Regions from separate parts of the Homo sapiens genome. Here region 2 is linked to region 1. The links are chromatin loops, found by intact Hi-C in ENCODE. Cell type or tissue: A673. All regions are shown on one strand. Each heading gives the region's core, and the rest is flanking DNA. Links, peaks and the distances in the headings are about the cores only.

The links. Peaks named below come from ENCODE experiments on the same cell type or tissue, not always from the same donor. Only the 100,000 strongest peaks of a DNase experiment are listed, where the experiment ranks them.
Region 2: it touches region 1 in a loop (2.2-fold over the local background); 1 of 110 quality-filtered maps calls a loop at or near these places.

Annotation. Positions count from the first base shown.
Region 1 is chr4:157,798,280-157,809,229 of GRCh38, reverse strand. It overlaps LOC105377509 (a long non-coding RNA gene), which reads left to right. Exons shown (of 6, transcript XR_007058347.1): 5 at 3,888-3,979; 6 at 5,529-5,800. Among named protein-coding and RNA genes, the nearest start is that of LINC02433, 230 kb to the right of the region's middle. RefSeq lists a silencer at 3,839-4,133. In A673, for the core only: a CTCF peak has its summit at 4,078 (motif pointing right); no DNase peak of the experiment used is centred there; H3K27ac peaks cover 440 bases.
Region 2 is chr4:157,697,705-157,708,654 of GRCh38, reverse strand. No RefSeq gene overlaps it. Among named protein-coding and RNA genes, the nearest start is that of LINC02433, 130 kb to the right of the region's middle. In A673, for the core only: no CTCF peak of the experiment used is centred there; a DNase peak (open chromatin) is centred at 6,904; H3K27ac peaks cover 904 bases.

The DNA of each region.
Region 1 (10,950 bases), core at 2,190-7,189:
GACACAGAACAGACTTCCTAAAATGGCAGTGTTAAAATTCCTGTATGTCTTCTTTGAGAATCTGGAGACTAGCCAAACATTCATTTTGATACTGCTGGAACTAATGCTGTACTTTATAAAATGGGTCACAGCGTGCTCCTGAGATGTCTTAAAGGCACGATGGGCTTTGACTAGTGTGCTTGGAGCTGCCTTTTTTGCACACGGACTGACTTGAGTAGTCCCTTGGCAGCCTTCACCTGGGCATACACACAGCAGTCAGGCTCCCAGGTGATTATGTGTGTGTGCTGCAGCGTCCCAATATTGAACTTCCTTTCATCTTTCTTGTCAACTTTTAGTCTCCTTCCTTCTTTTCATTAACAATAAATAAATGCATCGATTTCTGTATCTTTTTGCTAAGGATATGAGGGTATGCCATGGACAGAATTATTCCCCTCAACACTTCACAAAATTTCATGAGAAGCCCTAAGCCCCAATGTCTTGACATCTGGAGATGAGGTCTTGGGAAGAAAATTAGACTTAATCAGGTCACAAGAGTGAGGCCATTATAATGAGAATTAGTGCCCTTATGAGAAGAGACGCAAGACAGCTTGCATGCTCATGCTCCACCTCCACCCTCCTCTGTCTTTCTCCCCAATGTGAAGATACAGTGAGAAGGAAGCCATCTGCCAGCCAGGAAGTGAGCCCTCTTTACCAAAACCTGACCATACTAGCACCCTAAATCAGACTTTCAGCCTGCATAGTATTTTATTACAGAAGCCTGAGATGACTAAGACACAGTACCTATATAGCATTGTAAATGATACCTCACTGGAGACACTGACAGTAATTGATGCCTTTATACTCTTAGAAACTTCAAATATGTTACAATAAGTTATTTGTTAAGTACTTAACTCTGGTTTAATAGTATGCATTTTCTAGATTTATTAAGAAAATAACGTGACAGGGTTGAAAATGAACATATTACTAACCTAGAAATGCAAGAAACTTAACTGAGAGAGCATAATCTAGTTTGTGTTAAGTTGTAGAAGAATGACTTAAACTTTTCTATAAAACATGTTTCTCAGTAAACTATCGCAAGAATAAAAAACCGAACACCGCATATTCTCACTCATAGGTGGGAATTGAACAATGAGATCACATGGTCACAGGAAGGGGAATATCACACTCTGGGGACTGTGGTGGGGTGGGGGGAGGGGGGAGGGGAAGCATTGGGAGATATACCTAATGCTAGATGACGAGTTAGTGGGTGCAGCACACCAGCATGGCACATGTATACATATGTAACTAACCTGCGCAATGTGCACATGTACCCTAAAACTTAAAGTATAATAAAAAAAATAAATAAAAAAAAAACATGTTTCAAATTCTCCCAAATTACATGGTCTCTTTTGGGATAAATACTCAGTCAATTAACAGCCCAACTCCCTCTCTAGTTGTTTTCCTACCTTTGTAGGTATTTAACAAACTTAGAACCATATTTGGGAGTCACTTTCACCAAGTTAAACTGTTTTGAGAAATTATTTTTTCAAGCTAAACTCCTGGCTTCATATCGCTTTCTTTTACTTCTCACTGCCTCCTTTTCCCAACATTCTCTTTCAAAAATCTAGTTTATCTTGCTGTATCATATGCATCTTTACAAACCAGTTTATTTCCTTTTAGGAACAAGGCAGGACACAAATAAAAATAATGATAATTAAATAAACTAATTAGCCAGCCTCAAGGTACTCTGCTAGAAAGAAATAATAATGCAGATTAATTATTCATGAATGTGGGAAATAGCTGAGAAAGCCTAGATTCATATATTGAAAAAGCCCAAGTATATCGAATCACGAAGTTCTGCAACATGGAAACTATAAATAGGGGGTGATAGGAACAAGGCAGTCCAGGATCATTTGTAGATGTTTATTCTAGAATGTATGAGCTAGAATAATCACTGCCTCACAATAGCATAAATTAGTTAGGCATTACTTTTTGATGGCTTCTTCATATTTTGAACACAAGGATTCTTATAGTAGAGCCCCAAACAAAAACACTGGTTAACTCAGGTTAAAACAAATCATTAAAATTGCCCATTATGTTGCATAGAGAACTACCAGCAAATATCTGAATACATTTGGAAGCAGATTAAATTATTATATGAGTGTCACTATACCAGCACAATATAGAGATCTCCTATTCTATTAAAAAGAAACAGTTTATAATATATTTTAATGCCACCTACTAATACTTACTTTGAGAAAAATAAATATTATTTTTTCATTATTTACCAAACTGATGCAAAAATGAATTTTTATAAACTTTTATTCTATCTTTTTCTTGCTAACATTCTGACTGAAATAACAAGATGAGTAAGAAATTCTTCATGGGGAAATTAGCCTCTTTAGATTTCCATTATGATATTTCCAAAGGTAATTTTATTTTTCATTTGGGCTATTGATATATTCTTAAAACTTCCAGATAAATTTGGAAATTTAGCAGTATTCATTGGGCAACAATATTTTGTTGATGTTTGTTTTTCAAATTATCTAAACCAAAAAGCTTATTTAAGTTCTACTATCCCAGGTTTCTATGTAGAACTAGAAATTGTTAGTCCAAATTTTATTTAAAAATGATTTATAAAGGATGATTCGACTCTATCTTTGAAAACAAATAATTTCCAGTTTGAATAATGATATGTTAATTAAATTAAAATTGATTAAGTCAGGCGGCATTACATATTTGCTAGTGCTTCAATTTTAGTCAGGAGAGGAATGGATATGCTTTAATATTCAAATGCCACTGTCATGTTTAAATTCATTGCTGTGCTGTGGAAAGAGAAACAACAGAAGCAGCTGTGTGCTCCCACCGCATTGAGCAGAGAATTCAATAACTCTCAGAGTAGGCAGGATTAGCTACTCACTGTCAAACACAGTTGCCCAATTCTGTGCAGCAGATTTTTTTAATATTCCATTTTGGAATACTAAAAGGTTGAAATATGTAAAATATGCAAACATTTCCATTTGCAAGTCACAATGAGAACACAGATGCACAGGTTCTATTTAGCATTATAGCTTTACTGGTTGAACTCAACTAATTTACTAGAGGTATTATCTTTATTAATAACTGAATAATAATTTATTAACAAAAACAAGTTTCCGAACATAGTACTTATTTTTAATCAGTGAGAAAACTTTGCTAAGCTTTTCACCTTTACTAATTGGATACTCTGACTTTTCTTGAAGATTATACCAACAGACTCCATTAGCCTTCTAGACAATGAGTAAAAACAGACTATGCAGTTAAGCCTTCAGGAGTGCTAGCCCAGGAGCATGCTGAAAAATACTACATTAGAAATAACCTGACAGTGATAACTTCAGGGCAATTGGGGAACTATTTTCAGCTTAGATCCAAACTGAAAATTAGCTTTCTCGCCAAAAAGCTACATTTTAGAAAACTCCCACCTGCATATAATATGGGTGAGAAAACACAGAGGCAGCAGAGAGAAGGAGCCATGTGAACAACAACAAAAAAGGTGGTTATATTGGGCTACTGACAATGTCCAGCACAGATACCATTTGTCCGATACAAATATCATTTGAGAAGCACGTACAGTATAATTTTATTCCTAGTACTTATCTTCCTTTCCTTTACCCATTATTTAAAAGGAACACAAAACAATGTTAAAATTACTATAAGTACCTAATATCAGATCTTTCCAGTAAAACTATGTGAAATATATATTGTGAGGCCTTCATGAGTACAGCTTGGTGGGTCCGATTACCTTTGTACTTTTTAGAACTTTTTGCCTAGGCTTAGCCTGAGTGAGGGTAAGGGGATGAAAGAGTGAATGTGCAATTTTCATTCTTCTGTCAGGGTTTCTCTGTAGTCACTATCCTCTTCCTGCATAGGTATTAAGGCTGAATTTGTCTACACATCAAACATGTACCTAGGAGGAATATTTGCTCTGTGCCATCAGCAGTGTAGAAACTAGAATAACCAGGTGAGTGTCTGCAATGTCTGTTCACTTCACAGAAACTCAGAACAAGCAGGCCTGTGTTCTTCTTGCAGCCTCAAGAGGGAGCAGAGGAAAGAGGGCTATGAGTGTTCTCTTAGACACAACAGCAAGTAACAAATAAATGCAAAGGGAAATTTTGCTTAATTAGCTTCAAATGTCTCAAACATTATAGATAACCATGTGATAAATGTATAACAGTAAAAAGATAATATTGGGAAGTTTAGCAGAGTACAGCATCAGCTATTATTAATCTGATGAACTTTTCATTTGTAACCTTTGAAAATACTACTACCATAAAGTGACACATGGGGACAAACCCCTGCAGAAGACATCGTTAGGATTTTAAAGTGTACAAAGATAGACAACAGTAATAATTTGGAGCCCTAAACTTTTTTGTTAATAAGAATTTTAAATAAATTATAGTGGGATGGACACATATTCTGTTTTAAAATAGAATGCATACTCCTAAAAGTTTTTTTGTAAATAAAAAGTATATTTTAACACTACCTAGTTATATTAAGAAATGCTATAAAAATCACTTTGGGAGGGTAATTATACTTCATTAATTTAGTTTCATTTCCACTTCTAAGCCTTATTTTATTACTTGTTTAAGCCTTATTTTATTATTTGTTTATATAGGGCTATCATTTGTATTTAAGAAAAGGTATTCCAATATACTATATAGAGCAGCTGAAGAAGAATAAAGCTGGCTCAGAATCCCTGGATGAGTTTCTGCTGTGGTCGTGTTTCAGTAATTGGGACTAGACTTGCCATCTGCCCATAAATATCTAGAAAACTAAGCATAATAGATAACACATCTGTGTCCAAAAGTGGGACAACAGTCAGTGTGAACTATGACCTGTGAGATAAGGGAAACAAATGAGGAGAGGCCTACAATTGCCCTTGCTCTCTGCCTGGAGGCACTCTCTAGAACACAGTGTGGGATGGGAATACAAAACAGAACATAAGGGTCTCACTAATGAAAAACAGAGCAGAGCAGGGGGAGGCAGATCTGGCTACAGTTTAGAGGATTTAATGTCAGAGAGAAGGGAGCTCTGCAGAGCTCCAGAAATCCATATAAGGATCTCCTTGAGGCTGTTGCTAAATATTAAGCAAAATTTATGTGGGGATTAACTCCATGAGGTCAGGCAAAAAAATAATGTAGGAGTTGTGTACCAAACAATTCCCAGAGCTCACTGGGTAATGTTGAAGTCTGACCACTCAGACTGCCAAGTCTTCATCTGAACATCAAGGGTATCCTGTAGATACCTAATGACAGTTACTCCTTAGTAACTGTTGTTAAGTGTTGTAAGCAGTTTCTGAGATGCTTCCAATGATTCAGACCTCTTAATATTCATGAACTTTTGTAATATTTTCCCATCAAGTGCTAGTGGGACATAGAACTTGTTTGTAGAGAATAGAATACAGCAAATGTGATGAGATGTTACTTTTGAGATTATATTAGAAAACAAAACAATGCTGGTTTACATTTTACTTGCCTTCTCTCTTGCTGACTTGTTCTGATGGAATCTAGCTGCCGTATTGTGAGCTGCATTATGAAGAGAACCATGTGGCAAGACACTGAGGGAGATCTCCAGCCAACAACAACTCATAAGCAACTAAATCTTGTGATGAACCACTGGAGTCATCTGGAAAGAGGATCCTCTCACCTTCAATCTTTGAAATGGCTAGAGCTCTGATGACAGTTGGATTACAGCCTTAGGAGAAACAGAGAGCCGGGGAAATTTGTGCCCAGGTTCCTTTCCCACAGACATTGTCAGATAATAAATATCTCTGCGTTTTTAAGCTTCTATGTTCTGGGATAATTTGTTATGCTGCAATAAATAACAACCTGGAAGTGAGGTGCTGCCATAGTAAATATCTAAATATGGATCATTAACTCATGTCTAAACTAGCCTTAGAATAATAGCTACTCTAGACTTGTTAGCAGAACTTAAAACAAGCCTTAAGAGAACCAAGCTGATCCAGAAATAACATACATTAGCGGATTAAAATCCAACTTTCCTTAAAGAGTGATAGAAAAAGTAAAATACACAATATCTAACATTCAATCAAGAATTACTATTGAGAACATGGAAAAACATGACCCATAAACGGGAGAAAATTTAGTGAATAGAAACAGATCCCAAGATGATAACAATAATAGAATTAATAAACAGGACTTTGTAAACAACTATGATAAATATGCTTGACTGTTTAAAGAAAAACATGAAAATAATAATGATGAGAGGAATTAAAGATATATAAAAGGACCAAATAGAACATCTAGATTTTTATTTAACTTAGGCACTATATGAAGTTAAAGATACACTAGGCAAGACACTGTAGAAGATAAGATAGATAAACTTGAAGACATGGATCTCAAATTTTTCTAAACTGACTTTCTTATGGGGACAGAAAAGACCAAGAAAATATGAACAGTGTCTCCTTAACTTTTTATACTGCCTCAGTGTCTCAATTACTTGTAATGATATGAAACAGTCCAATGTATGTATCACTGGAGTCCTGGAAAGAAAATGAGGGACCAGAAAAAGGTTAAAGAAATTCTAGCCTAAATTATTCCAAAATTGGTAAATACAACATATACTCACTTTGTAGAAGCTCAATGAATTTCAGTTGAGCTAAACAGCAAACAGACAAAAAAACAACCCCACCAATTCTCAAAAGCAAAAACAGAAAAAGCTATAAGCACATCATAATCAAATTATTAAATACTAGCAATGAATGAAAATCTCTTACACAAGTCAGAATATAAAATGCAAATTATTTAGAGAAGGAAAAAGATAACCTATGACAGAAAATAATTAAATAACATCTTCAGAAAACCATGGAACACTGCTAAGAGAAATCACACATGACACAAAAGAAAACACATACCATGCTTATGGATGGGAAGAATCAATATTGTGAAAATAACCATACTGGCCAAAGCAATCTGCAGATTCAATGCAATTCCCATCAAAATACTACCATCATTCTTCACAAAACTAGAAAAAACAATCTTAAAATTCATATGGGACCAGAAAAAGAGTACATATAGCCAAAGAAATACTAACCAAAAAGAACAAACCTTGAAGCATCACATTACTGAACTTTAAATTATATTACCAGGCTATAGGTACCCAAACAGCATGGTACTAGTATAAAAGTAGGCACATAGACCAATGGAACAGAGTAGAGAACCCAGAAATAAAGCCAAATACTTACAGCCAACTGATCTTCAACAAAGCATACAAAAATATAAGTGGGAAAGGACACACTATTCAACAAATGGTGCAGGGATAGTTGGCAAGCCACATGTGGGAGAATGAAACTCTATCCTCATCTCTCATCTTATGAAAAAATAAACTCAAGATGCATCAAAGACTTAAATCTGAGACCTGAAACCATAAACATCCTAGAAGATAACATTGGAAAAACTCTTCTGGACATTGGCTTAGGGAAAGACTTCATGACTAAGACCCCAAAAGCAAATGCAAGAAAAACAAAAATAAGTAGTATCTAATTAAACTAAAAAGCTTCTGCACAGCAGATAGTCAGCAGAGTAAACAGACAACCACAGAGTGGGAGAAAATATTCACAAGCTGTGCATCTGACATCTGACAAAGGACTAGTATCTAGCATCTACAAGGGACTCAAACAAATCAGCAAGAAAAAACAAAAACAATCCTATCAAAAAGTGGGCAAAGGGCACGAATAGACGTTTCTCAAAAGAAAATATACAAACAGCCAACAAACATATGAAAAAATGCTCAACCTCACTAATTATCAGGGAAATGCAAATTAAACCATAATGAGATACCACCTTACTCCTGCAAGAATGGCCATAACTAAAGAGTCAATAAACAATAGATATTGGTATGGATGTGGTAAATAGGGAACATTTTCACACTGCTGGTAGGAATGTAAATTAGTACAATCACTATGGAAAGCAGTATGGAGATTCCTCAAGGGACTAAAAGTAAATCTACCATTTCATCCAGCAATTCCATTACTGGGTATCAACACAAAGGAAAAGAAGTCATTATATGTAAAAGACACATGCACATGCATGTTTATAGCAACACAATTTGCAATTGCAAAGGTACGGAACTAACCTAAGTGCCCATTGACCAATGGGTGGATAAAAAAATGTGGTATATTTATACCATAGAATACTATTCGGCCATAAAAAGGAACAAAATAATGTATTTGGCAGAAACTTGGATGGAACTGGAAGCCATTATTCTAAGTGAAGTAACTCAGGAATGGAAATCCAAATACTGTATGTTCTCCTTACAATCGGTAGCTACCTTATGAGGATGCAAAAACATACAGAGCAATATAATGGACGTTGGGGACTCAGTGGGAGAATTGGGGAGAGTGAGGGATAAAAGACGACATATTGGATACAGCATACACTGCGTGTTTGATGGGTGCACTAAAATCACAGAATTTACCCTAAAGAACTCATCCATGTAACCAAAAACTACCTGTAGCCCTAAAACTAAAGAATTTTTTTAAAAAATAACATCTTCAAACTGTTAAAAGAAAAAAAATATCGATCTAGAGTTCCATACTCTGCAAAAATGTACTTCAAAAATAAAGACCAAAAGAAGATTTTTAAAACAAACAAATGCAGAAGTTGTCACTAGCAGACTTTTACTTCAGACAACAATAAATAGAACTCTTCAGGTGTAAGGACAATGATTCCAGATGGAAACTTGGATTTACTGAAAGTAATAGTGTTGTGATTGGTGAATATGTTACTAAAAATAACATTGAGTCATTTTTTTATTTTTAATCTTTATAAAAAATGACTCTTTAAAACAAAAATAATAGAGTGTATTGTGAAGTTTGTAACATGTATAACATGTATAAAAACAAAAGCACAAATAGGAGATGTAATTATATGTAACTTTTAATATATTACATGTGAAGTTGTATAACATTATTTGAAGTCAATGTGACAAGTTAAAGATGGACAAATCCTAAAACCCTAGAACAACAGCTAAAAATGAAACAAAGTGATTGTTATAGTGAATCAGAGAAAATAAAATGGAATATAAAAAGCTATCAAGATGTCAAAAAGAGAGGGAAAGAGGAAAAATAGCAGAGGTATAAATACACAACAAATAACAAAGTAATAGCTTTAATCTCAATGATATCTGTAAATTAGATGAAGGAAAATGGAATAAAGGCTGCAATTAAAAGGAAGAGATTTCCATGCTGGATAAAATTGCAAGACCCAATTATATGCTGGCCACAAGATACATGTTTCAAATATCAAGGCACATATAGGTTAGTTAAAAAATATAAAATTCATATATATTTTCAGCATGTATCTATGTATCCCTAATTGTGTATGCCCCTAATAATAGAACTTCAAAATGCATGAAGCAAAAGGTGACTGTACTGAAAACACCATTAAAAATACACAGTTATTTGTGGAGATTCAACAATTCTCTCTCAGTAATTGGCAGAACAAGTCAATGTTAAAAATCAATAAAAGTAAAGAAGGTTTGATCGATGTAAGTTAATTGATATTTGTGGAATTTTCTATTCAGCAACAGAAGAATATACATTCTTCTCAATTGCAGACGGTCCACCCACCAAGATGGACCCTGTACTGTTCTGTAAAACATGTTTTAAGAAAGTTAAAAGACTGAAACTGTACAAATTATGTTCTGCACATAATAGAAATTATATTCTATATGTGATAAAATTTAATTTTAAATTAACAGCAGAAAGGTATCTAGAAAATTCCCAAATACTCTAACATTAATCAGTATACTTCTAAATAATCACAAGTCAAGGGAGATTCACAAAGATAGTATGAAGTATTTTGAATTGAATAAAAGAAAAACATACAATGTCAAATTTGTAAGATATAGCTAAAACAATGCTTAGAGGGACATTTAAGGCTTTAAATGATTATATTAGAGAAAAAGAAAGGTCTACAATATTCTATATTGACATCTAAAGAAATGAGACAAAGAAAAGAAAAATCAAATTCGAAGTTACTGGAATAAAGAAATAAGATAAAAAGAAACAGACAAAACAACAAAAAAGAAATGAAAAGGTGAGTGTAGAAATTAATGAAATAGAAAACAAGTAAATAATGAAGTCAGTTATGCCAAATAATTTTTTAAAAGCTTAAAATAAATTTCTGGTTAGACTGGTAAAAACAAAAGAGTGAAAATACAAATTATTAGTATCAAAAAGACAAGAAAGAGCATTACTTCAGATCTTGCAGCTATTAACAAGACTCTAAGAAAATATTATGAGTAACTATGTCAATAGTTTTGACAAATTAGAGAAAATTTTAAAATTATTGGAAAGACAAATTATCAAAATGGATAAATCTCTAAATAATTTATACAAAAGGATTAATATATTCTGTATTAAATTTTGTCATGAAAAAATGGTAAAAAGTTGAAGCCTTTTTGGCACTGATATCTGTAAGTTACTAGTTTAAGATTACACTTTCTAACTGTGTTAGTCCACTCTCACACTGCTCACACTTTTATTAAGAACTATCTGAGACTGGGTAATTTATAAAGAAAAGAGATTTAATTGACTCGTAGTTCTGCATGACTGGAGAGCCTCAGGAAACTTACAATCAAGGCAGAAGAAGGAGAAGCAAGCATGTCTTTACCATGGCAGATCAGGAAAGAGAGAGAGTAGAGGGAGAAGTGCCAGACACTTTCAAACAACCAGATCTTGTGCTAACTCACTCACTATCACGAGCACAGCAAGGGGATAGTCCACCCCCATGATTCAGTTACCTCCCACCAAGCCCCTCTCCTGACATGTTGGGATTACAATTCGAGATGAGATTTGGGTGGGGACACAGAGCCAAACCATATCACTAACTTTGTAGGTGAAATAATGCATATGTTGTTATATACATAATTGATACTCAATATCATTGTTTACTAGGGACTATAAAGTAT
Region 2 (10,950 bases), core at 4,020-9,019, 100 kb after region 1:
CCCCACACCCCACAACAGTCCCCAGAGTGTGATGTTCCCCTTCCTGTGTCCACGTGATCTCATTGTTCAATTCCCACCTATGAGTGAGAATATGCGGAGTTTGGTTTTTTGTTCTTGCAATAGTTTACTGAGAATGATGATTTCCAATTTCATCCACGTCCCTACAAAGGACATGAACTCATCATTTTTTTATGGCTGCATAGTATTCCATGGTGTATATGTGCCACATTTTCTTAATCCAGTCTATCATTGTTGGACATTTGGGTTGGTTCCAAGTCTTTGCTATTGTGAATAATGCCGCAATAAACATACGTGTGCATGTGTCTTTATAGCAGCATGATTTATAGTCCTTTGGGTATATACCCAGTAATGGGATGGCTGGGCCAAATGGTATTTCTAGTTCTAGATCCCTGAGGAATGGCCACACTGACTTCCACAATGGTTGAACTAGTTTACAGTCCCACCAACAGTGTAAAAGTGTTCCTATTTCTCCACATCCTCTCCAGCACCTGTTGTTTCCTGACTTTTTAATGATTGCCATTCTAACTGGTGTGAGATGGTATCTCATTGTGGTTTTGATTTGCATTTCTCTGATGGCCAGTGATGATGAGCATTTTTTCATGTGTTTTTTTGCTGCATAAATGTCTTCTCTTGAGAAGTGTCTGTTCATGTCCTTCGCCCACTTTTTGATGGGGTGGTTTGTTTTTTTTCTTCTAAATTTGTTTGGGTTCATTGTAGATTCTGAATATTAGCCCTTTGTCAGATGAGTAGGTTGCAAAAATTTTCTCCCATTTTGTAGGTTGCCTGTTCATTGTGATGGTAGTTTCTTTTGCTGTGCAGAAGCTCTTTAGTTTAATTAGATCCCATTTGTCAATTTTGTCTTTTGTTGCCATTGCTTTTGGTGTTTTAGACATGAAGTTCTTGCCCATGCCTATGTCCTGAATGGTAATGCCTAGAAGTCAAATTGTCCCTGTTTGCAGATGACATGATTGTATATCTAGAAAACCCCATTGTCTCAGCCCAAAATCTCCTTAAGCTGATAAGCAACTTCAGCAAAGTCTCAGGATACAAAATCAATGTGCAAAAATCACAAGCATTCCTATACACCAACAACAGACAAACAGAAAGCCAAATCGTGAGTGAACTCCCATTCACAGTTGCTTCAAAGAGAATAAAATACCTAGGAATCCAACTTACAAAGGATGTGAAGGACCTCTTCAAGGAGAACTACAAACCACTGCTCAAGGAAATAAAAGAGGATACAAACAAATGGAAGAACATTCCATGCTCATGGGTAGGAAGAATCAATATCGTGAAAATGGCCATACTGCCCAAGGTAATTTACAGATTCAATGCCATCCCCATCAAGCTACCAATGCCTTTCTTCACACAATTGGAAAAAACTAAAGTTCATATGGAACCAAAAAAGAGCCCGCATTGCCAAGTCAATCCTAAGCCAAAAGAACAAAGCTGGAGGCATCACACTACCTGACTTCAAACTATACTACAAGGCTACAGTAACCAAAACAGCATGGTACTGGTACCAAAACAGAGATATAGATCAATGGAACAGAACAGAGCCCTCAGAAATAACATCGTCGAAGATGTTTGCCATAAAAGAGAGCTATGTTTATCAGGAACATAAAGTAAAAACACTGTCTCTCTATCTATAGTGTATTAAATATATATAATTTGTAATCCCTTATTTGTTGTGATTTGATACACTGCTATATGATTCATCATGCTTCTGCATTTTTTAGTGGCATTTTTACTGTGCATAGTCTGACGGTCAATATTCTCTCCTCACAAAACTTTTCAAAAACACATTTACCTAGTGCTTTTTTCTGAAATCAGTGTGGGTTGAAATCCTAACATGAAAGAGGACAAGGTATCAAAGAGTTTGATTAAGGTGATTAAGTCTATCAATAGACTTAATTATATGAATTTCCCCATAATGGGGGTATATGATAGCATTGAGTATATGATAGCATTCTCAAAGGGAACGCTTTGAGATTATGGTCTGTTGTGTTCAAACTGGAACAAATTCATTCTAACTTGTACACCTTATTGTTTGTTGCACTGAATTGCCTCACTGGTCTTGCACTAAGCGACAACACTTTTATTGAAATAAATTTTAATTTTGATAACTCCAGGCAAGAGCCACGTGTATGATGAAGTGTTATCACAGATGACAAGATGGTGATAAATATGAAATTAAAATAGCCTTCAAATTTTGTAGACAGTTTTCTATTGTGCTTACTTGGCTCATGATACTGTAAGCTTATAGAACAAGTGGCAGCCTAGTTAATCATTAGCATCATGGGATAATTTGTTATGACAGAACACCATGTGTGCTCATTAAACACAGTGACTTTTTCATCCCTTTAATCTTGCTTACTTCCTTTTGTAATTCTTGTCTACCAAATCTGAAGACTATACAACAATAGAAAGCAAGAATTAATAGCCATGCCTATCATTATATAAAGGCATCATAGAGATTTTTACTCACTTAAAATTTGGGCAATAATTTCACTAAATGACAGTGAAATTATCTACATTTATAAATCCTGAATTGACACACTTTATATTTACCCACAAACAGTATGATATGATGAAGCTACTGGATTATGTATTACTATATGTTTTATAAAACTAGATATTATTACGTTAATATTGAGGGTTCACTTAATTGTACAAGGCCATATTCACAATATTTAGATAAAAACTTCAGTTCATACTACAAAATATAAAAATATGAACTTTTACATTTTGTATCTACTTTGTCAAAATTCATAATTTACTTTTGAATTTGGTTTTGCCAAATTAACCCTTTTATCGACAAATGTAATGGTTCTACTTCGACCTTTAGGCATTGCAATTACTGTGTGCATTTTTCAAATTACTTCAAAGTAGCTGTGAACATGAACATTCTTAGTTTTAGGCAAACCCAGTTTTGAATCATGACTTTGTTACTTATGTATTTAACCAGAGGCAAGTCACTTAATTTCTGTGAAGGCATGATAGTCCTCAAAATGAATATTAAAAGAAGCAATTCACACAAAACCCTGGCACCTAGTGGGTCCATACTAAAATATAACCACTTGTTCAAATACTTTGTATTTGTGAATACTTATGAGTAAATAACATTTGTGTAGCTGAATTATAGAAAAACATTTAAAAAGTGTTTTTTGCTTGTTGGAAAAAGAAAACCAGAAAAGTAGCGGGTTAAACAATTATCAAAATTTATTTTTGTCTCAAATGAAAGTAGTTGAGAAATCAGTTTCCCATTATATAGTGAAGACGTGTATGCTCATATTTTAAAACTCAGGAATTTACTCCTAGGCATTAAACCTATAGGAATTCTTGCAAACAACACTCGTAGTGGCATTGTGTATTAAAGCCCCCAACTGAAACAGCCCAGATGTTTGTTAATATTAGAGCAAATAAAATTTTCATATCGGTAATAAATAGAATTCCATAATTCAGTGACTCTGAATGAACAACAGCAATATGCAACCACTTTAATTTCACAAAGAATATTGATTTTAAAAAAGGAAATCGTAAGAGAATAAGTATAATATTATTTCATTTATATATGACCTAAAAACAGGCAAAACTACACACGTTTGTGTGTGTGTGTGTGTGCGTGTATATATACACACACTCATAGTTTTACTGCCATATAGTTTACGTTATTTACATATTACATTTGTGTTTTATATATATACGTATATACACAAAGTGACTGCAGGCAGGAAAACTATATGGGTGCCTAAGTGATGCTTTTAACCTGCTAGGAAGGTTATATTTCTAAAAATGGGATCAAAATACATAAGCATTAATATTGTTATTGTTTGTGAAAATGATTATATTATTTTTGTTTATATAAATTGCATGTATTTATTTGTATGTATATTTCACTGAGTTTCCTTGTTTGCTTTTATGGAAGAAATCTCCAGGTTTTAGATGGATGCCTACTTTCTGTTTCTAGCATGGTTTTAAAGTTATCTTTTTATTGTATCTCAGCCTGCAAAGAGAAACACATTTTAAAATATTTAGAATAAGGGCCAGACATTACAGTTGTGAAAATATAGTTAAAAATATAGCATTACAAATATCAAGCAAATATAAAAATTAATATAGTAGTCAGAGAGATTTTTATATGAGTATAAACAGCCTTATAACATTCAACATTTCCTTCTGCAAAATATATCAATCTTTATATTTGAAAAAAATTCAACAATGATTAGGACTCATTTAGTAATGGTGCCATGACCTGGATTCAGACTTCATTTAAGAAGAGGAAGAAAGATAATGTATTTTAATAAATTTTCTGCAAAATTTTTAAGATAAAAATAAAACATCGTAGGTTATCTGAAAATTGTGGATTCATGAATATACAAATGGGAAGAAACTTAGACACCTAAATCTTTTCTGTTCTACAGAACAGGAAATTGAGAACCAGAGATAAGTACTGATTTCCCCCAAGGTCATTATGAAAATTAATGTCAAAGCTAGTTTTAGATATTAAATCTTAATTCCCTGTGTTTGCACCACCCCATCCCTTTATTCTCCCAAATTCTGTATAAAAGATGTATTACAGTCATATTTACTATTCTTTTTAAAATTTTTTTTATTATACTTTAAGTTTCAGGGTACATGTGCACAGCGTGCAGGTTTGTTACATATGTATACATGTGCCATGTTGGTGTGCTGCACCCGTTAACTTGTCATTTACATTAGGTATATCTCCTAATGCTATCCCTACCCCCTACCCCCACCCCACGACAGGCCCCAGTGTGTGATGTTCCCCTTCCTGAGTCCAAGTGTTCTCATTGTTCAATTCCCACCTATGAGTTAGAACATGTGGTGTTTGGTTTTTTGTCCTTGCGATAGTTTGCTGAGAATGATGGTTTCCAGCTTCATCCATGTCCCTACAAAGGACATGAACTCAAATGCAGAAGTAAAAAATTATGATTATATTGAGCAAATACATTAATAAGTGTTTGCAATGTTCTAGACGGTTATAAGCATTATAGGGGTATCCACTCATTTTTTAATTTGTTTAATTAATAATTTTTTTGAGACAGAGTCTCACTCTGTCGCCCTGGCTGGAGTGCAGCGGCGCCATCTCAGCTCATTGCAACCTCCGCCTCCTAGGTTCAAGCGATTCTAATGCCTCAGCCACCTGAGTAGCTGCAATTACAGGCATATGTCACCGCGCCTGGCATTTTTTTTTTTTTAATTTTTAGTAGAGATGGGGTTTCGCCATCTTGTCCAAATTGTTCTCAAACTCCTGGCCTCAAGTGATCCACCTGCCTCGGCCTCCCAAAGTACTGGGATTACATGTTTGAACCACTGTGCCTAGCCGACTCATTTTATATATATATATGTATATACATATTATAAATTAAGCATCCGTTATCTATTGCTGCCAACCAAACTAGCCCAAAACACTGTAACTGAAAACTGCAACCATTTTTTTTGATAATTTTGTAATTTAGCAACTTGAGCTGATCTCACTTGGTGCACTGAGGTGACTGTAGCGATTTCATGGTTGATGGAGTCTGTGTGGTTGACAACGGCTTCCCTCACACACTGGGTGACTAGTGCTGGTTGTCAGCTGGGCCATGTGACTCCAACTGACTAGATGGCAACTCTTCACATGACAAGAGTGTGCTGAGAGTCCAAGCCCTAAGGCAGAAGCTCTTTTTATTTATTTTCAGTTTTGGTGTATAATGAAGGCTAATGGGTTCCTATAAATTATTTGGTTAGACTAGAAATCTGTTATCTAGAAAATCCGCTTTATTTAATTTTTTGTTTATATTTTCATATATTCCTTTAATCTCTGAGTTTTATAAGAATAGCTTTGAATGTCACACTGTCTTAATTTCGTTGAAAGCCAATTTAAAGAAATGTTTATGTTCTTTCAGAGGAAGGAGAGAGCGTATTTCTGTGGTCAGTGTGCTTGTGTTACAATAAGAAGCAAATGAAATCTGAGAGAGAGAGAAAAGCCCAGGGGAAGATGCTTCACTTTTAGAATCTCCTTTCTCCCAAAATTAGTGTCCAACTCATGGAAGCTTTCTTCTCTATTTCAGTGAAGACAATCATTCTTATTTAGTAGAAAAACCATTTTTTTCTTTTGTAAAAATTTTTAGCACAAATTATATAATCCAATCTACAAGTACCTCATAATTCTCAGCAGAGCTTTTATCTGTTAGACTGAATGAACAATATGTCAGCTTAGTAGATTGATTCTAATTGATCAAGCCACTTTGTTTAGGTAATTTTTAAACCAATTGTCTTTTCAGTCTTAATTAACATGGACAGAGCTATAGGAAGACAGAAATTGTTTCTGAATGTTGCCTTTATTACAAATGATCACATAAAATTGTTTAATAGTTATATCAGAATGATGTAAAAATTAATTAGTTTTAGATAAAAATAAAAGTGGAGCAGAACTTGTAACTGCTATTGAAATGAAGAAGGGTATGTAATACTTTATACAGCAATCTTAATCCACATGAGCTAGAATAAGGGAAACATTTTAATACATATTCTAAAATAGTAAATGATGACATAAAATGTTTTACTTGAGTCAAAAATAGTCCTCAGCCTTTCTCATTTTATTGTTTGCTTTTGTGCTTTTGTAGTTTTATTCACATCTTACTATCTCGATATGATTTTTTCTCTTCACTATCCTTCTGACTTTTTTTTCACATTCACAAAATCTCCTAGAATCACTAAACTCTGTAGTGGAGTTTCCTCTTCCTGAATGTATCGTGTTCAGGAAATTCCTTTCCTATTTCTAATTATATTATATAACTCACCCCACTGGGCCACATGGGGATCAGAATATCAGCTCTATGAATGAGACAGATGGATTTGTGAATGCAGGTGGAACCTAGTGAGGGTTTCCTACTCATTGTTCCGTGAATTGAGCTTGCCCATTCAGTCATGGGTGCACAAATGGAGACCGTGGGATGAGCTTTAGTAGGAAACTGCCTTTGTTGCTTATCACATTGGAGCCAGAAGCAGAGAAAAGCTATGGTCCTTATCAATGTACAACAAGCAGCAACATAGAAAGCAAGCCAAGAAACCAGGCCTGAACCGTGAACACATGTGCTTTTCTCTCAATTTTGTTATTCATCCGGTCATACATTTTGGCAACAAGTATGTATTGAGTACCTTCTGTGTCCCTGGCATTGTTTTAAGTACAAGAGCTGCAGAAGTGAGTTAGATTGGCAAGGTTCCAGTTCTCAGAAAATTTACACTAAGGTGGGGTTCATAAACAATAAAGAAACAAATGTAGTAGTACTAAAAAAGACTGTCAGAACAGAGCCATCAGAAAATAAAAATAGAGTGATGAGCTAAGCAGGGACATTGTCAGTCTCCAGAGCAGTACTATAAATGAACAAGATAATGTTCAACCACTGCATGAGAAATTTTGAGACATTTCTGAAAAATGGGAAAATTGAATAAGATTGAAGAAGAAACCAGAGCAGAGCAAACTGAAGTCAAGAATACTTGAAATATAAATCCACTACTCAAGTGAGAACTTTTTCCATTACAGAATCTCAGAGGAATGTCAAGCACAAAGAGAATTTCAGAAAAGAAGGAAGCCAATGGGACAATCATCAAAGTAATTAATTAAGACTATATTCTGAGATATCTGAATCCATTGGGACATTCCCTTGTAAATAGTCTGAGAGGTGGAGCAGAGGCACATTCCCCAAAGGTATATCCCTAAGAATACCTTTCTCCTTTTTTTTTCTTTTCAACTTTTATTTTAGGTTCAAGGGGCACTTGTACAAGTTTGCTACATGGGTAAATTAAATATCCAGGGTGGTGGGGGGTAAGAATAACTTTCTAAATAAAACAACCTGCTTAGGTAGAACTGCTGGCCACATAGTTACTACTTGCAAAAGATGTCAGAAGAACCTGAGATGATAAATAATATTCATAGAAGAAACAGCCAGGAAAAGTAGATTCTCACATTTGGCCTTAGAACAAACATTCTGTAAGTCTAGCTTCTGAAGGAGGACTTCCAAACCAAGAGACATCCAGAGTAGAGGCTGCCATTTGGGAAGCAGAGGTGGATGTAAGATGCGATCATACATTTGCCAGCTGGGTTGTGCCTAAACACCCTGACAACACAGCATCTGCACAACCTACCCATTCACATGTCTATCTATAACATTATCCCCATGCAAACACTCATACACTCATACACACGGGGTAGAATTTAAAAGACAGAGCCTGCTTTTATGATCAAGAGAACAAGGATTCTCATTTGAGTGGAGGAAATAATCTTTTCTCAATTTTTGGCAAGCCAAGAATTAATGAAGATTTTAGAAAAATCATATGAGGAATAAGATACACTCATTATAAAATTATGTTGCTCATCTTTTTGTTGTATCTTCATAAAAAATTTTATTGTAAAAATAAATTTAGGTATTTATTGGTCTTATAAATGGTAAATATTTTCTTGCGTAATTTATATTTTTCTTCATTTATGGCATGTAACAAGTTTTATATTTTTACGTGCACAAGCATTTCTTTTTTCATTTATGGCTTATGAATTTAGCATCATGCTAAGAAAAATCTTTGTTCATCTAATCATGTAAAAATATTAATATTTCTGTGTTGTGTGTTATCTCTTTCATGTAAATCTACAGGAAGTTAATTCATAGGGAGTTACGTTTTGTTTTTGTATTTTGTGGAAGAAGATTCGAGCATTTTCAAAAGATTATCATAGCACACTGAAATTTGTTATAATAATTAATTACTTTCTTGGTCACCAATTTTAATGTCTCATTTAACATACATTAAATTCTTCTTCTTGAATCTACACTTTGTTCTATTCATCTTTCAACTTCCTTTTAAGAAACATTTTGATATTTAAATAATTTTAGTAGGCACTTCAAATGATATATAGTATTTGTTTTTAGATTTTTTAACATATTTTGCAGTAAATTTATATAACATACATTGTATTTTATTTATGTATATTAATCTTAAATGTCTATTTTACTGAACTCTGTCATTTGTTATTTTTTCCGGGTTTTTTTTGTTTGATTTCCTGTGTAGAGAAGCACATTATTTGTAAATAATAATACATTATCTAACTCCATCTCTTATTTCATTGTATCAATTAGATCCTTCACACGGTGTTTTATAATATATACCTTTAAGATGTACTTTTTCCCTTGGGTATTCATGTGACTTCTTCTAGTATTTTAATAGCAGATACTTATGTTCTTTATTTTATACCAAAAATGTTTTTCAATGTAATATAGTAAGAGACTTGTGGGGTTTTTTGATAATTAAATTTTATCCTCAACAGTAGTGAATATTGAATTTTATCAAAATACATTTGGGATTCTATTGAGGTAATCATATATTTTTCTCTTTAATTATATAATAAATTACATAAATTGATTTTCTAATATGAAATCACTCTTGGATGCTAAAGTAACCCCAGTTTGGTCATGGAATATTAGCCTTTAATAACACTCATGGATTTCATTTACTAATATTTAAGGCTTAAGCACCTATAAATGATGTTGCTCTACACTGCTGTTTTGAAAGATACTTGGGTGAAGAGGGAAATGCCAGTTGACGTTACATAATCTCTAAAAAATAATGAGTGAAAAACTACATATCCGAAATTCTACACTATATTAAATCAGTTAAGAGATGAACAAATCATAGCCATAAACATTTGTATCAATAAAAATGAAAGAATGAAAATACATGAATTAATTTCCTAATTCAAAATGCTGGGGGGCGGGGGCAGGAAATTCAAATTAATACAATAGGAAGGTGAATAAAAGAAAGTTTAAATAAAAAATCCACGAAATATATCTTAAAGAATATATTTACTTATTAAATCCAGTCCTTTGAAAAATTAACAATATATATGTATTAGAGCTTTCCAAAGAAACAGAACCAGTAAGATGCATATTTACAACTCATAAATTTAGGTTTTAAAAACTTTATGAACTCAGAATTCTTTTAAGGAATTGGCTCATGAAAATGTAGGGGCTGGCAAGACTGAAATCTATTGAGTCCAGACTGATGTTGCAGTCTTGTATACAAAGGCTGGAAACTAAGATAAGTTTCCTATTTGCAGGTTGGAGGCAGAAATTGTTCTTCTTTGGGGTACTTCAGTCTTTGCTGTTAAGGCCTTTAGATAATTAATGAGGTGCATTCGCAATATAGAGGGTAATCTCCTTTACTCAGTCTACTGATTTAAATATTAATCACCTTGAAAAAATACTTCCACAACAATGTTTATTAGTGGGTGACCAAACAACTGGAGATCATAGCCTAGCATATTATTGGAACAATAATACCAGCCTAGCATGGTATTGGCATAATTATTGGGACATATGATGACAATATGCTATAAAATATATTTTGGGATGCATTATTGGTATATAGAATAAGAACTGTAGCAAGACGATAATACTGTATCATGCTAATTTCCAGATTTCAATCATTTTATTGTGGTTAAGTAATAGAAAATACACACTGAAATATTAAGGAGGAAAGGACAATTTACTCTCCAATGGACAGATAAAGAAAATGATACCACTAGTTCCCAAAATATTAACAGTTGGGGAATTTGAGTGACATATATACTTTCCCTTCAACTCATCTATAAGTTTGAATATATATATATATATATATAATTTTTCTTTTTTTTGAGACTGAGTCTAGCTCTATCACCCAGGCTGGAGTGCAGTGCCGCGATCTCGGCTCACTGCAACCTCAGCCCGCCAGGGTTCAAGCGATTGTCCTGCCTCCCGAGTAACTGGAACTATAGGCATGTGCCACCACACCCAGCTAATTTTTTGTATTTTTAGTAGAGGCGGAGTTTCACCATGTTGGTCAGGATGGTCTTGATCTCCTGAGGTAGTGATCTGCCCGCCTGAAGTTTTTTTA